3 separate regions of the Homo sapiens genome follow, and all the other regions are linked to region 3. Evidence: chromatin contacts called from ENCODE Hi-C data. All regions are on one chromosome and are shown on one strand. Each heading gives the region's core, a stretch centred on a gene start or an enhancer-like site at or near the end of the contact. The rest is flanking DNA. Distances are from core to core; before and after follow the strand shown.

Region 1 (4,609 bases), core at 1,213-3,712, 550 kb after region 3:
CCAGCGTAAGGTGAAACAGTCTAAATGCTAATTCCACCCTTTCATGCTTTCTGTTCTTAAGCAAATCATTTATTAAAGTTTCATCAGATGCATCCAATAATATCAATAAAAATTTAAAAAAAACTATGGTGTGGAGAAAAATCTGTGATTTAATAAATAATCACTCCCTAATTAAAACAGCAGTTAAAATTAAATTTTTAAAATCATTAGTTTTGGAATACAACAGGAAGAATCTCTCTTTTGGACATTGATAGTAATATATAGTTAAATACAAACCAGAAAATACATTCTAACTAGAACTTTCACCCATTGTGCATCATTTTTACCTTGTTTTAGAGAACTGGGTATTCTATTTTTCTTGCTTCCATTAAAGAACAAGTCGATACTCAACAGTTAATAAATCTCTGATGGCAGTATACACTAATGTTGTCTAGCAGTACATTCTATCTCCTGCTAGAAATATACCTTCCTGGGCATGAAACTGTGTTTACCATTTTACATTCTTATTACTACTACATGACTCTTGGCAGGGAATAAAAGTTTGTTAAGTTAATGAATGGGTGACCTTCAAATAATTACTAGTTATGAAACCATGAGCAACTCACACTCTGGATCTCAGTGCTCTCTTCTCTAAATGAGGCAGTTGGACCAATTGACCCCCAATGTGCCATATTAAGATAGTTGTTGGAGAGAGAGGGAGCTCTTCATTAAAAAAAAAAAAACACACACACACACACACACACACACACAAACCACTGGATTTATAAAAGCTAGAAGATTACTCATATCAAGAATATGGGCATGGGATAATGTCAAAAGACAATTCGTTTTTAGAAAAGTTTCATTATGTTGGCCAGAAAAGGAAGTAACTGAAGCAAGTGATAAATACTGCATGGAGAAGGACCCAAGGAGTTGGGAGGGGCGGGGCGGGGGGGGAGCGGAATGCATGGGAGGAACAAGAATAATTGGAATGCTATAAATATTGATTCACATTACTCTTGCATTATTCACAATAGCAAGTGCCTCAAAGTATTGCTTAGTATCAAGTGAAATAAAAGGCATTTTCTGCCTAAACTGTTTAATCTAGAAGTTTGAAACAAACTGTACCCCATTCTCTAACAAAATTGTTAAACTGAAATTACAAAAGAGGTAACCTGCTCAAAGTTTGAAAGACATGGTTGGTTTATTTATAGATGCTAGCAAAGTCTGCTCTGCTGAAGACCATCAGAGCCACAGTTTTCAAGAATGTCAATATGCAATAGTTAAAATATTAATAATATTAAGTTATGGGCTCTAAGTCCTTTCTTGTCACTTTTCATTGACACAAATATACTTCTTATTTAACTGAAAGCAATCCCTAAAGCTTATTTATGTAAAAATGCACTAGCCAACAGAAATAGCTACAACCAAAATTACATTACCTAAAAAATTCTAGAAAGGTATGAGAAATTTATTTCTATTCAGCAAATTAAGAAACTTTCACTCAGAATATACTTTCTTGTTGCATTTCTCACCACGAACACTCCAGTAATATTAATACCTAAGTGAAGTTTTTTAATTTAAAAAACATTTTTATATCACTGAGTAATTTGCAAATGCATTTGAAATGCTTCAAAAAGAACTAAATAAAACTGCCTTAACGTCCATTTGAAAATATAAATCTACTTCTGCATTCAACCAAGTTGACCGTTTTCCTTTGACCAAGTTAGTAAAGCCAGTGGAGTAGGGAGGTGGTGTTGGTAGAGTTTCTCTGCAAAGCCACCTGCCAAGAAGCAGGGCTACCAATTCACCAGGCTGGGATTTGTCAGGCCGGGCAGGTAAATGCGTGACGCTACACATGAGCGGTTTTTCTGTGCTTACCGACTGTTGAAAATAATTACGTATAATTTTAAACGCGCATTGCTTTAAAACAGGTTGCAAAGTGATTTTAGAAACTACAGGACCCTGACCCGGGTGCTGGGGAAAGTTCCAGCTCCTCAGAAGTTGCAGACACTGAGGGTAGCCCGCTGGCCAGAACTCCCAGCGCGCTCCCTCCTCGTGGCGTCCAGATGCCCCTCAGAGAAGTCAGGGACAGAAGAACCCTCTGGGCTGCCTGGCGGCAGGATAAAAAGGAGAAGCCCTGTCTCAGGGACGCCCTGGCCTCAGTGCCCGAGTGCAGTTGTCTAACGATGGCCCGTGGTCTCCGCAGAGCCCCGTAGCCCGGCCTCGGCGTCAAGCCCCTCCGAATGCGCGACTACCCACCTGGGGGCGCTGGGCCGCAGGGGGCGGGGTCCGGGCTCCCAAGCCCCTTGCCTGGCGCTGCTGGCAGCATTGTGGCGGTTGAAGCCGAGGGGCCTGCGCACTGCTGCCCGCCGAGCGCTACCTGGACTCTCCCGGCCAGAGACTCCCCGCGATTTTCTCTTCCTTTGGCCCTCGGCTCTCCCCAGCCCGCTTGCCACCCGCGGAGGCTGCGGCCAGGTCTCAGGAAACGCAGCCCCGGGGCTCATGCCCGCAAGGCCAGGGCTCCGCTCTGCTGGGCGCCCAGAGGAAGTGAAACTGCTCAGGGGCCTGCTCTTACATCCCTTCTCAAAAGGCCGCTTTGGTTTCTTATAACACTTCTGCGCCTGTTTCCTTCCTCACCTTTTCATCCTAGGATATATTTAGACCGCTGTTATTGTAGCTCTCCTTGTCCCTTTCTAGGTCTTCCATACTGCCATACTGCCCCCACTTCCAGGCAGACGTAGGGAAACCAGAAGTGAACATTTGCTGGAAAGAAAGAATAATTAGATAGATAGATGAGTAGGTACACAGATGATAGATACATACATATAGAAATGAAGATACAGATAATACTGTAACTTTTAAAATATTTCATTTTACACAGACTTTCTAGGCTAGGTTCATAAATTGAAAAGTGATTTAAAATTCCATATAAAATGTATTTCTTACTCCTGCTCCAACTCAAAAATAGACCCAGTAAAAAATTATTTATGGCTCTAAATACCCTCTCCAAACAAGAGTTTGTTTGCTTGTTTTTAAGATGGAGATATATCAAAGGAGTTGTCCCAGAACCTTAAAGTGAATGTCTCTCTCTCAAGCATGTCTAAACTAGTCATTTGCCTTTTGAAGTTGAATATATTTTTTGAATATCAATTTGGTAATAATACATAGTTTAAATGTTCCTCTCCTCTTCCTATAAAAGGAAGGCTTTCTTTGAAACTTTCTCTCGGATGAAGTGCTTTTTAGTAATAATATAAATATCAAGTATCAAAAAAAGTTAATTTTTTCACATAAATGAACTTATTAGAACTTTATAACATAATGTAGAAAACTTGGAGAAGTATGCGAAATGTCCAAAAAACTTGAAAACAATTATAGATTGTATTGTATTTATCTGGTTTCCAGTAGTTTCTTTAACATCATTATTAATTTTATGTTGATTTTCTGAACTTTATATAATGGAACAAAAGATTTCATCTAACTTATGAAATATTATATTGAAAAAAATGGTTGTCTTCTATATATGCCTGTTAACAGAGAGACTTCAGTGTAATAGGCAAAAACAAATTTGGATTGCAGGGTTTGGGTGTTGTTCAGTGTTTCAGAAACTCAATTCTTAGGAAAGTATGTCTTAAACCCATTGGAGAAAAGAATATTCTAACTGATGCATCTGCTGGTATACGTATTCCTGACAAGAGCTACTTTAGCCAACATGAACACTCCAGATGATGCTCCCCAATTAAGTATCCAGATCTTCAAAGGCACCCATTTATGCACACGAAAACTTGTTAATAAAGACAGTGTTCAGATAGGAACTTGTATCTGTCACATATACAGGACAGCCTTCTTGTATGAAGAGCCCTGGATTGGAAGTCAGAAGGTTGCAGCTGCCATCCTGACTCTGCTCCACAATATCTGGGTGTTTGGAGCAATTCTTAATATTTCTGAGCCTTGCGTATCTCATCTAATTTATTCATTATTAATGAATAAATTAAAATTACTGTATTCGAGTTTCTGCCAGATATAAAATGTTATAACACTGTCTCCTAATAAAACTATAGAAAATAAGATTTATAATATGAAAATTAAGTATATTTTCAGAAGCTCATTTCCACTACTTATGTCAAATGATGCTAGTAAATAGAAAAAAGAAAGTAAAAACTGCTGAAAATTGTGGGCTGTTTTTTTTTTAAAAAAAATAAGATTATGTGTTAGAAAATCTTTAAAATCTCCCATTAAAATTATTCTAGCTTCACTTTTCTTTTGAATAAGAAAATAGCCATTGACTACCCCATTGACTGACTTATTTATTCTTTTGTTTTACTGTTTGCAGTCAACAACTACTCTTTTTTTAAGTATTCTATATCCTATGTTCTATGTAAGAGTTTCACAATATTCATGTCATTTGGTTCTCAAAACAAGGAAGGTTTAACCATATTTTACAAATGAAGAATCTGGGCGTTGAAAACTGTAAGTGGCAGAGCTGGAATTCAATCCTAGATCTGATTTCATAGCCTGCCCTCTTAATTATAACTGCCCCCCTCCCCACCGCTTCCTTTTAAGGTCACATAAGGCCCTTGCTAAAGATTACATGAACATAATAGGATAGGTTATACATATATGTGTTGAA
Region 2 (4,150 bases), core at 1,273-3,772, 930 kb after region 3:
TTAATCACTGCTTAGATACCTCCAGATATAAGGAACTCAAAAAAATTCATCTAATCTTTGAACAGCTCAGGATTGGAAAGTTATTGCTTTTCTTATTTTGCTGTGATTGATTACCTTCAGTTTTGAATGAACATTTGTCTTCTCATTCTTTTCTCCACTTGAATTTTATCTTATCCCTATAACCAGGCAAATTCTTTTTTCTGAACAAAATACTTTATAAATTAGAACCATCCAGTAATAGCAAAATTTAATTCAAGACATGGTAGCCTTCTAGTACTAGAAGTATACTAGCACATGATGAATTATCATTTTTCACCATATTATGAAAGGTCATATGCATTAAATGACTTCCTGAGAGACATTTAAGATTGGGTTTCATCCAGGCAATAACTAAAATTCCTTACATTATTTCCTGGGGAAAGCAGCCGCAGCTGGATGTTGCAGCAATGGCAATAGCTTGAAGGGAAGAAACAGGGGACAGCCCTGGTGCCTAATGACCAAGAAACTCTACCCAGCCTAGGACTTGCTCACTGCTTATGTATGTATGAGAATTGGCACTCTAAGACTTAGAGCTGTGCTGTACAACAGAGAACCACTAGTCATATATGGCTATTAAATATTTGAAACGTGGTAGTAAAAATTGAAATGTGCTATATGTATAAAATACATACTGAATTTCAAAACAATACAAAGAATCTAAAATCTCATTAATAATTTTTATAACGATTGATCATAAGTTGAAATAATATTTTGGATAGCTGCATTCGATCAAATATTTAATATTTACAGTATTATAAAATCAATTTCATCTGTCTCTTTTCACGTTTTAATGTAAATACTGAAAAATTTTAAATTCTATATGTCTCACGTTGTATTTCTGTAGGGCAGCACTGCCATAAAACCATAGTAGAGTTCACAATCTGGTACTCTGTAAGATGAATACTGCTCATGGAAGTATTTTGTTTATCTTTTGCAATATTTTTTAAATTTAAACTTAATTGCCAATTTTGAAAAAATCATCAATATTTTAATTAAACTTAGATTTTATAGAATTATTTAATTTTACTTTTCTTGGAAATCCAAGAGATCAGGCATTTCTTGGGCTGTTTTAATACATGGCACCAATTGTTTGGAGTGGAAGAGCTGCTGACTCATTTTTAGACCAGATTTTCCACTTTACCATGGTCCCCAGCATTTCCTAATGCTAGTTTTTACTCACTTCAACATCTGCATTTAGCTGTTACCTACTTAAGTACTACAGACTTTTGAATTTGTAAGCCCTTCCCTTTAATATTTTAGCATTCAACTTAAAAATGAATAGAAGATTGTTGCTTTGTTTTGGGGATAGAAAAAGTAGATTTTAGTGATACAGACAGTCCCTGACTTAACAATAGTTCAAATTAACAGCTTTTCAACTTTAGGATGGTGAAAAAGCTATATGCATTCACTAGAAACCTTACTTCAAATTTTGAATTTTGATCTTTTCCTGGACTAGCAATATATCCTAAGATACTCTCACAATACTGGACAGCAATAGAGAGCCACAGTTCCCTGTCAGTCACAGGATTAGGAGGGTAAACAACTGATACTCTTCAGCGTACTGTGTTGCCAGATGATTTTGCCCAACTGCAGGCTAATATAAGTGTTTAGAGCATGTTTAAGGTAGGCTGAGCTATGAGGTAGGCGAGCTGTGATATTTTTCGGTTAGATGTATTAAATGCACCTTCAACTTAAAGATATTTTCAACATACAATGGGTTTATTGGGAGGTTAATTCCATTGTAAGTCAAGGAGCATCTGTATATTATTCCACTGGCCCATTTCTGACTCAGGTGTTAAAAAGTAGAAATCTAAATTGGCATGTGGAGAAAACACATGTACAAATAATTGTTGCCAATTAAATTAGTTGGTTAAATGAATTAGAAGAGGTTTCTCACTCACTTGCTGAAACAGAGGATTTTGTTCAAAATGTGTATGAGGATCCCACATCCTGAGATCAATTGGAAGTAGTGATGCCTGTGTTAACTAGAAGAGAATTCAAGAGTAAGTGGTTTGTTAATTCTTGAAGAGAAACCAAATGGCAGCCCCCCGCAAGCCTTAGAAACAAAAGTCAAAGGAAGCTACAAAGCAGAACAAACAAAGAAACTTTAGGGAGGTGGTGCCCAAAATCAGAGACGCCTTCATTCCCCTTTGATAATCAGTGTATAATGTGGCCACCAGTGGAGACCTAATACTACCAAATATACTGGCATTTACAATTACTTATTCAAGATAATAGTCCTTTATATACTCTGTCCTTCTCAGCATTAGATTCTCCTAATTACCAGTTGGCCATTTAGAGAGCTGGTCTTTCAAAAAAGGCACAATTGCACGTTGTTTTTTAGCTCAGCACTCTTCCTGACAGAATTATTGAGGAAGCATTATGCAAATCTATTGTTTACCAAAGCCATAAAACCATCTGGTCCTAGAGGTTCATTTTTTGTAGCTGACTTCTGGAAACCAGCGTGGGTTTAACTTCCTCTGTCCTTCCTATTCTAGCTGCCAAGCCACTGTTGACAAAACACAGGTGTTTTAAGTTACTCATTTTTGACTGGGCTTTTTATCGAGACCCTTGTTTTACTTAACTTTGTTCTAGTTTCTGTAAGATCACTTTATCTTCAGGATTTCCATGACTCAGTCAGTTTCTATACTTTCATATAGGCTTCATTTGAAAACCTTCTGAGTATTTCCAAATGTAGTCAAATACAAAGCGCGTTTGTAGGAAGCCATAAAAATGACCTGGGTAATATAACCAGGGGACATGGCCATAACATTCAGATGGCAGCATCTAGGTTTCCAAAATCAGCTCATGCTCCTACTTATACATCCATACATTTTGAATAACAGTTACCAGGAAATCTAAGATTTTGTTGCTGTTGAGTAGGTTGAATAAGTGAATTTAATTTTCAAGATCACTACATAAAATTATGCTCTTTAATTTTCTTTAATATGTGATTTTTGGATACTTCTTTTAACATATCACTGTTCTTTAATATATCACTATTATTCCAAATCACAGCAAATTCTGCCCTTACTTAGGGTGTGGAATTATATTTCCGCCAACAGAATTTCTCCAATATGATCTCCAGAAGGTGAAGTATATCATAGCTATCATAGCATAGAAGCTGAATGATGTCACTTTTAGGCACTAAATACCCTAATGGAGGGCAGCTGTCAGTTTCCAGCAGTTGGGGATGCCCTCTAATCTTCATACAATCTATATAACCATGAGCAGGAAGCAAAGGGAAGTTGTTTCAGTGATGTACACAAGTAAAGAGGTACATGCTACAATATTTTCTATGACATAAAATGTTACCAACACCTAAGGGCTTTTAAGACCATTGTAAACAATGTCAGATTCACTGCATTGTCCAAGTACTAGTAGAATAGATTGAACTTTCTGTGTGTCTGGATAGTTGCAAGTTAGACCAGAGAAGGAATTCTGGTGGCTTTTTGAGATAACAAAGACAGACAATTTTTAATATAGCATTAATACCCGTTATTTGATTATGATCTTTTTCACGAGTCCCCCTGTTTTACCATTTTGGCTAAATGAGCTCAGTTATTTGAAATCCCTAATGCCTAGTATTTTCTTAAATTGTATAACCTGTGTTATATACTAAGCTTATTATGAGTTGCTGACTTAAAAAGGGAGTAGGAGAGCAATACAAAGATGTGAACTTTGGTTAAAGTCAGAATCTTAGGAGTTGCCATTAGCTAAAAAAAGAAATAGTGGGAGGAGGATGTGGCTCTTTGCTCAAAGACTTATAGCGCTTTTCTGGCAGCCACATCCTGCCTGTGGCTAGGTCAACCCAAGTACCACATCTTACTGTTTTCTTGAATGATAAAACATTGTCTACAATTGAAGGGGCCTCTCTTTGCAATAAATCAATCTGATTACGAAAGGTTAATAAACATTTAGGGCTATAGGAAACTTGGGGCTTTGAGCTTTGCAAACATCATATATATGTGAAAATGTATGTAGCCAAGATATTTATTGATAATTTAAAAATATGTCATTATAGAAGACAACTTGGAAAAATACATAAATGTGGAAAGAAGAAATTTAAAGCTACCTCCTCTGATGTATTGAGAATAGCATTTATTTCTGC
Region 3 (4,705 bases), core at 1,093-3,592:
ATGAATGACTGATAAATAGATAAATTATATATTCTAAAAATCCCACAATGTAAGATTTGTATTTGTATTTGTATTATTTTCTTTTTTGAGGCAGAGTCTCACTCTGTCACCCAGGTTGGAGTGCAGTGTCCTGATCTTGGCTCACTGCAACCTCTGTCTCCTAGGTTCAAGCGATTTTCATGCCTCAGCCTCCCGAGTAGCAAGGATTACAAGCGTGCGCCACCATGCCTGGCTAATTTTTGTACTTTTAGTAGACACAGGGTTTTTACATGTTGGCCAGGTTGGTCTGAACTCCTGATCTCAAGCTATCTGCCCACCTTATTCTCCCAAAGTGCTGAGATTACAGGCGTGAGCCACAGTGCCCAGCCAAGATTTGTATTTTTAAAAACCTTTTATATTTGTTAAAATCTAACACTTTATGGACAAATTTAGTTTTAGAAAAGCTGGAAATAAACAACTTGCTGGGTATAGATTAGCCATTTAGAGCATTCATTAATTTCCAAAAATCATTTTGCATCACGGAGGTCCAAAGGAAAAATAGGCAACAAACTATATTTTAAAATCCAATGAAAGGCTTGAAGAGTCCCACGAGCTGAGTGATTTAAGAGGACAACTGTGATATTAACTTACTTCTGGCCCTTAGATGAAATATTTGCCCTTTTAGCATCAACATAATTCTGTAAATTATTATTAACAAATACGTAGATTTTATAATTGGAAAGAGCACAGTATTAAGATCATTTAGTTCATCTCCCTTCAGGCATGAATCCTCCTACCACCTACTAAAGGCGGTCACCCAGGATCTGTTGATTTGAATCACTTTTGATCATGGAGAAATCACTATCTTCCAAGGCAGCCATGCCTTATAATTCCACAGAAACCTTCCTCTGGGTGACTTTGCCCCATGACTGCTGCCTTCTGTCCTCTGAAGTTAGATATAATATAGTTAAACCTTCTTCCATATGACAATCCTTCAGCTTCGTCTGCCTAGATCCTTAGCCTCTGGGAATGTTCTCTACCTGTCTCTTTCTTCTGCAGTTATGTCTTTAGGTTCCTCTTCTAAGATTAAGATTTTTTCCCTTTCCCCATCTTTTCCCCTTTGTCTAGACTTAATGTCTCTTTAAAATGTGCTATTTTAGGAGGCTGTGCATTCTCCTGATGAAAGGCAAGAACGGCATCTTGTATTCTTTTTATTGTCCTTAGTCACGTGAATGCAAAATGTCTGAGACAGGTCTCAGTCAATTTAGAAAGTTTATTTTGGCAAGGTTAAGGATGTGCCCCTGACACAGCCTCAGGAAGTCCTGAGACATGTGCCCAAGGTGGTCGGGGGTACAGTTTGCTTTTATATATTTTAGAGAGACATGAGACATCAATCAATATGTGTAAGATGTACATTGGTTCAGTCCAGTAAGGTGAGACAATTGGAAGTGGGGGCTTCCAGGTTAGAAGTATAATAGACAAGAGACAAAAGGTTGCATTCTTTTGAGGCCATGATCAGCCTTCCACTCAATAGACAGTTTAGTCTGGCCCAGTGAATCTGCATTTTTTGCATAAACGATGGAGAAGAGAAAGCAATCAGATATGCATTTGTCTCAGGTGAGCCTCAGAGGGATGAATTTGAATAGAATGGCAGGCAGGTTTGCCCTAAGCTGGTCCCTTCTTGATGTTTCCCTTTAGCTTGGTGATTTTGAAGTCTCAAGATTTATTTTCCTTTCACAGCCATCTAACAGTGAAGCATGGTTTCACTTTACACTTGAACCACTATATCCACCAGATACAAACTTTGCCTCAAACACCACACTCACTTTACACAAACCTGTTGACATCACACCTAAGTCAGCTTTTCTTGAGCTCCCATATGAACAAATAAACATTCCTCTGATCTGCGGATATCCCGCCAGGAAGGGCCGGCTTGGGCAGTGCTGGCTCAGCTAGCCCGCCACCGCTACCATTGGATTTCCTCTTTCTCCTCTGATTTTAAGAAGTGAGAAAAAAAAGCAATTCCTGTTAATTATGTAGACAATGCAAGGGTCTCCAGGCTCCATTTCAGCAAGTTGGTTTCATCAAGATCACGAAAAGATGCATGCGTCCCCGAGACCAGAGAGGAGTTAGGGACCCCGACACGGAGGTGGCATCAGGTAACCCTCAGGAGTGAGGGTGGGGAAGAGGGCATGGCTGATGCTGGGAATGAGCAGCGCCCGCGGAGGGAAGGCCGGCGGTCCTGCGCCCCGGCGTGGACGCGCGCGGGAGTTCAGGCTGGGGAAATGGGTCACCACGTGCTACGGAGGCGGGGACAGGGCCCTCCTCCCCTTATTTGTAAAGAGCGCCGGAGCGGATCGCGGAGTTTCACCGCGGACCTGTCAGAGATACAGAGGTTGTGGGGGCGGGAGACAGAAAGAGAGAGAGATCCAGAGACCGAGTCTTACGTTGACACGCAGAGAGAAAGACGCAGAGACAGACAAACAAACAGATAGGAGAGGTGAGAGGCCAGCGAGTGCTTCCGATTAACTTGCCAAGCTCAGAGAAGATCCGGGGAGAGGGAGGGTCCCCTTTAAACGCGCAATCCCCAGGACTCCGGAAGAGCCCTTTTCTGCAGCTCCTTGGGGACTGCACGTCTCACTTCTAAGTTTGCGGCGGAGAGAATAAAGCAGAAAGACAGGAAGAGGAGGTGGAGTTCTACAGTTAGTGTGGTTTTAGTTTTTCCTAAGAAGTGGCGTGGTTTGGGGCTTTATATCCGGGAGGAGCATATGTACGCAAATCCTGGGGCGTTTGCAAACCCGGATCCGGGGCGTCTGGCCCCATGCCCGGCCGGGCGTTTGAGGGCTACTGCCACGCAGCGTTTCTGGAGCCTGCCGGCTGGTGCCCTGGTGGCCTTTATCTCTGTCCCCCTTTGTCCTCTTTATCTCAGGCTCTCCAGGAGGCCGGGGGGCCCACTCCGCCTATCGCTCCCCTCGGCTACGCTGCCACTTCAATGCCCCGCAGGTCGCGAGCTGCTGTTCTTTCGAAGGCGTCGGAGAACCAGGGGCGTCCCGCGCCACCTCTGACTCGGAGCAGCGCCGAGCACTGACGCTCCCGCCCTTGGGCAAGGACGCCAGTGCGCCCGCGCGCGTCCCTCTGCGCGGCAGCCCGTCGCGGGCCCTCAAGGGGAAGCCCAGGCCAGGATGGCCCCGGGTCGCGCGGTGGCCGGGCTCCTGTTGCTGGCGGCCGCCGGCCTCGGAGGAGTGGCGGAGGGGCCAGGGCTAGCCTTCAGCGAGGATGTGCTGAGCGTGTTCGGCGCGAATCTGAGCCTGTCGGCGGCGCAGCTCCAGCACTTGCTGGAGCAGATGGGAGCCGCCTCCCGCGTGGGCGTCCCGGAGCCTGGCCAGCTGCACTTCAACCAGGTAAGGCCGCCAGGTCCGGGCAGCCCTCCGTACTGTGGGTGTCCCTAGACTTCACTTTGTATATGAGCCGTTTTTATTTGGGAAAAGTGCAGGAGAAAGAATCTTGTTATATTTCTCAAGTAGAAGGCGGTATCTGGTGACACTTGCTTTTCACTAGACGAGGCTGAAGGATTAAAAGGTTAACGTTGTTAAGGGATTTGGCAGCCGGAAACTGCAGTTTTACGCCTGATGAACTGAGAGGTCCGACTCTGGTGATTTTAACATTTTATAGAAAACTTTATGAAGTAGTTGAGGGTGTGACGCCACTTTAACAGATGCTTTTTAGATAGGAATGAGTTACTTAAATCTTGCCAGAAAGATAACGGCTCGCACACTTCCTACAAGGTTAGCAAGGAAGATTATCACATGCCACCCTGGTTAACAGTTGCCCGGTGCGTAACCAGTGCTATTTGAAAACGAGATATAATGTAGTTCTGGCTCCTGTGTACATTACATGAGGCATTCAGGGCTGAAACAGGGGCGGCCTTGAGACTAAGATTCTAATTTGGTCATCCAGATGGTGGTAGACTAGGCTTATATTGTTAGTTCCTTGTCATATGTCAGGTCAAATATTTGATTCTAGTATTTATCCAAAATGATTAAAAAAATTTTTTCAGTAATAAACAGGGTACTACTAGGCATTTGGCAATACCTTGGGTTTAAGAACAAGCTTCAAACTACGTAGGAGCAGTTAAACATCATACCTCTTTGTAAACATAAAATCAAATTATTCCTAATTATTTCTATAATAAATACTCTGTGATTGGGTAGTTCTTAAAATTGTTAAGTAGACAAAGTGTAGTTTCTGCATCCTTCCAAAACTGCTCTCCGTCTTTTAAAACTCAGTTAACTCAGTGCTTTGACTTGTTTTCCTTTACTCCTGTCCCACTGACAGCTGATATTGGAGGGTAGAATACGGTATTTTCCATATCGTTTGTCATTTTTGGACGATGTTAGTTTGTTACAAGAAGTTTTTGGGGTCCAAGATGTTTGGGAAATGCTGCATATTATACTCTGCTCTTGGAAATTTGGCGTTTCCTAATGAATATGACTTTAGATTACAGTTAGGGAAACTGTAATCAAATAAATTCCATGTTAATAACATTATACGTAGATTGATCTTTTTGTTAGAAATATCTTACCACAATTAAAGTATATGGCTCTTAAGAAAAGTAGAACTTTCTGATGCCATGGCATGTCAGAGGTGGTCTCTCTTTGATCTAGAAGGGTTTTGTGGTCCCCTTATGCATGTTCTTTAGTAAATTGTCTATAATTCCAGTTCTGGG

Evidence for each region. A loop is a pair of places that touch in the nucleus more often than their neighbours do. Pooled maps may share reads with other maps.
Region 1: a loop to region 3 is called in a pooled map, with 6 times the contacts of the local background. The contact joins the promoter of BANK1 here to the promoter of SLC39A8 in region 3. A Hi-C loop is called at or near these places in 1 of 168 maps with a recorded cell type or tissue (B cell), 7 of 37 single-sample maps with no recorded cell type and 5 of 50 pooled maps.
Region 2: a map of naive thymus-derived CD4-positive, alpha-beta T cell shows a loop between it and region 3 (9-fold over the local background). The contact joins the enhancer-like site here to the promoter of SLC39A8 in region 3. A Hi-C loop is called at or near these places in 2 of 168 maps with a recorded cell type or tissue (both naive thymus-derived CD4-positive, alpha-beta T cell), 6 of 37 single-sample maps with no recorded cell type and 11 of 50 pooled maps.

Annotation. Positions count from the first base shown.
Region 1 is chr4:101,788,583-101,793,191 of GRCh38, reverse strand. It overlaps BANK1 (B cell scaffold protein with ankyrin repeats 1), which reads right to left and starts at 2,462. Exons shown (of 17, transcript NM_017935.5): 1 at 2,242-2,462. The coding sequence starts at 2,311. RefSeq lists a silencer at 2,186-2,375.
Region 2 is chr4:101,417,888-101,422,037 of GRCh38, reverse strand. No RefSeq gene overlaps it. Among named protein-coding and RNA genes, the nearest start is that of PPP3CA-DT, 72 kb to the right of the region's middle. Within about 2 kb of position 2,522, at least 3 of the 41 ENCODE cell types and tissues checked have a DNase peak (open chromatin) inside an H3K27ac peak, as active enhancers do.
Region 3 is chr4:102,343,119-102,347,823 of GRCh38, reverse strand. It overlaps SLC39A8 (solute carrier family 39 member 8), which reads left to right and starts at 2,342. Exons shown (of 9, transcript NM_001135146.2): 1 at 2,342-2,479; 2 at 2,909-3,380. The coding sequence starts at 3,162. RefSeq lists enhancers at 1,810-1,859, 3,760-3,819 and a silencer at 3,040-3,289.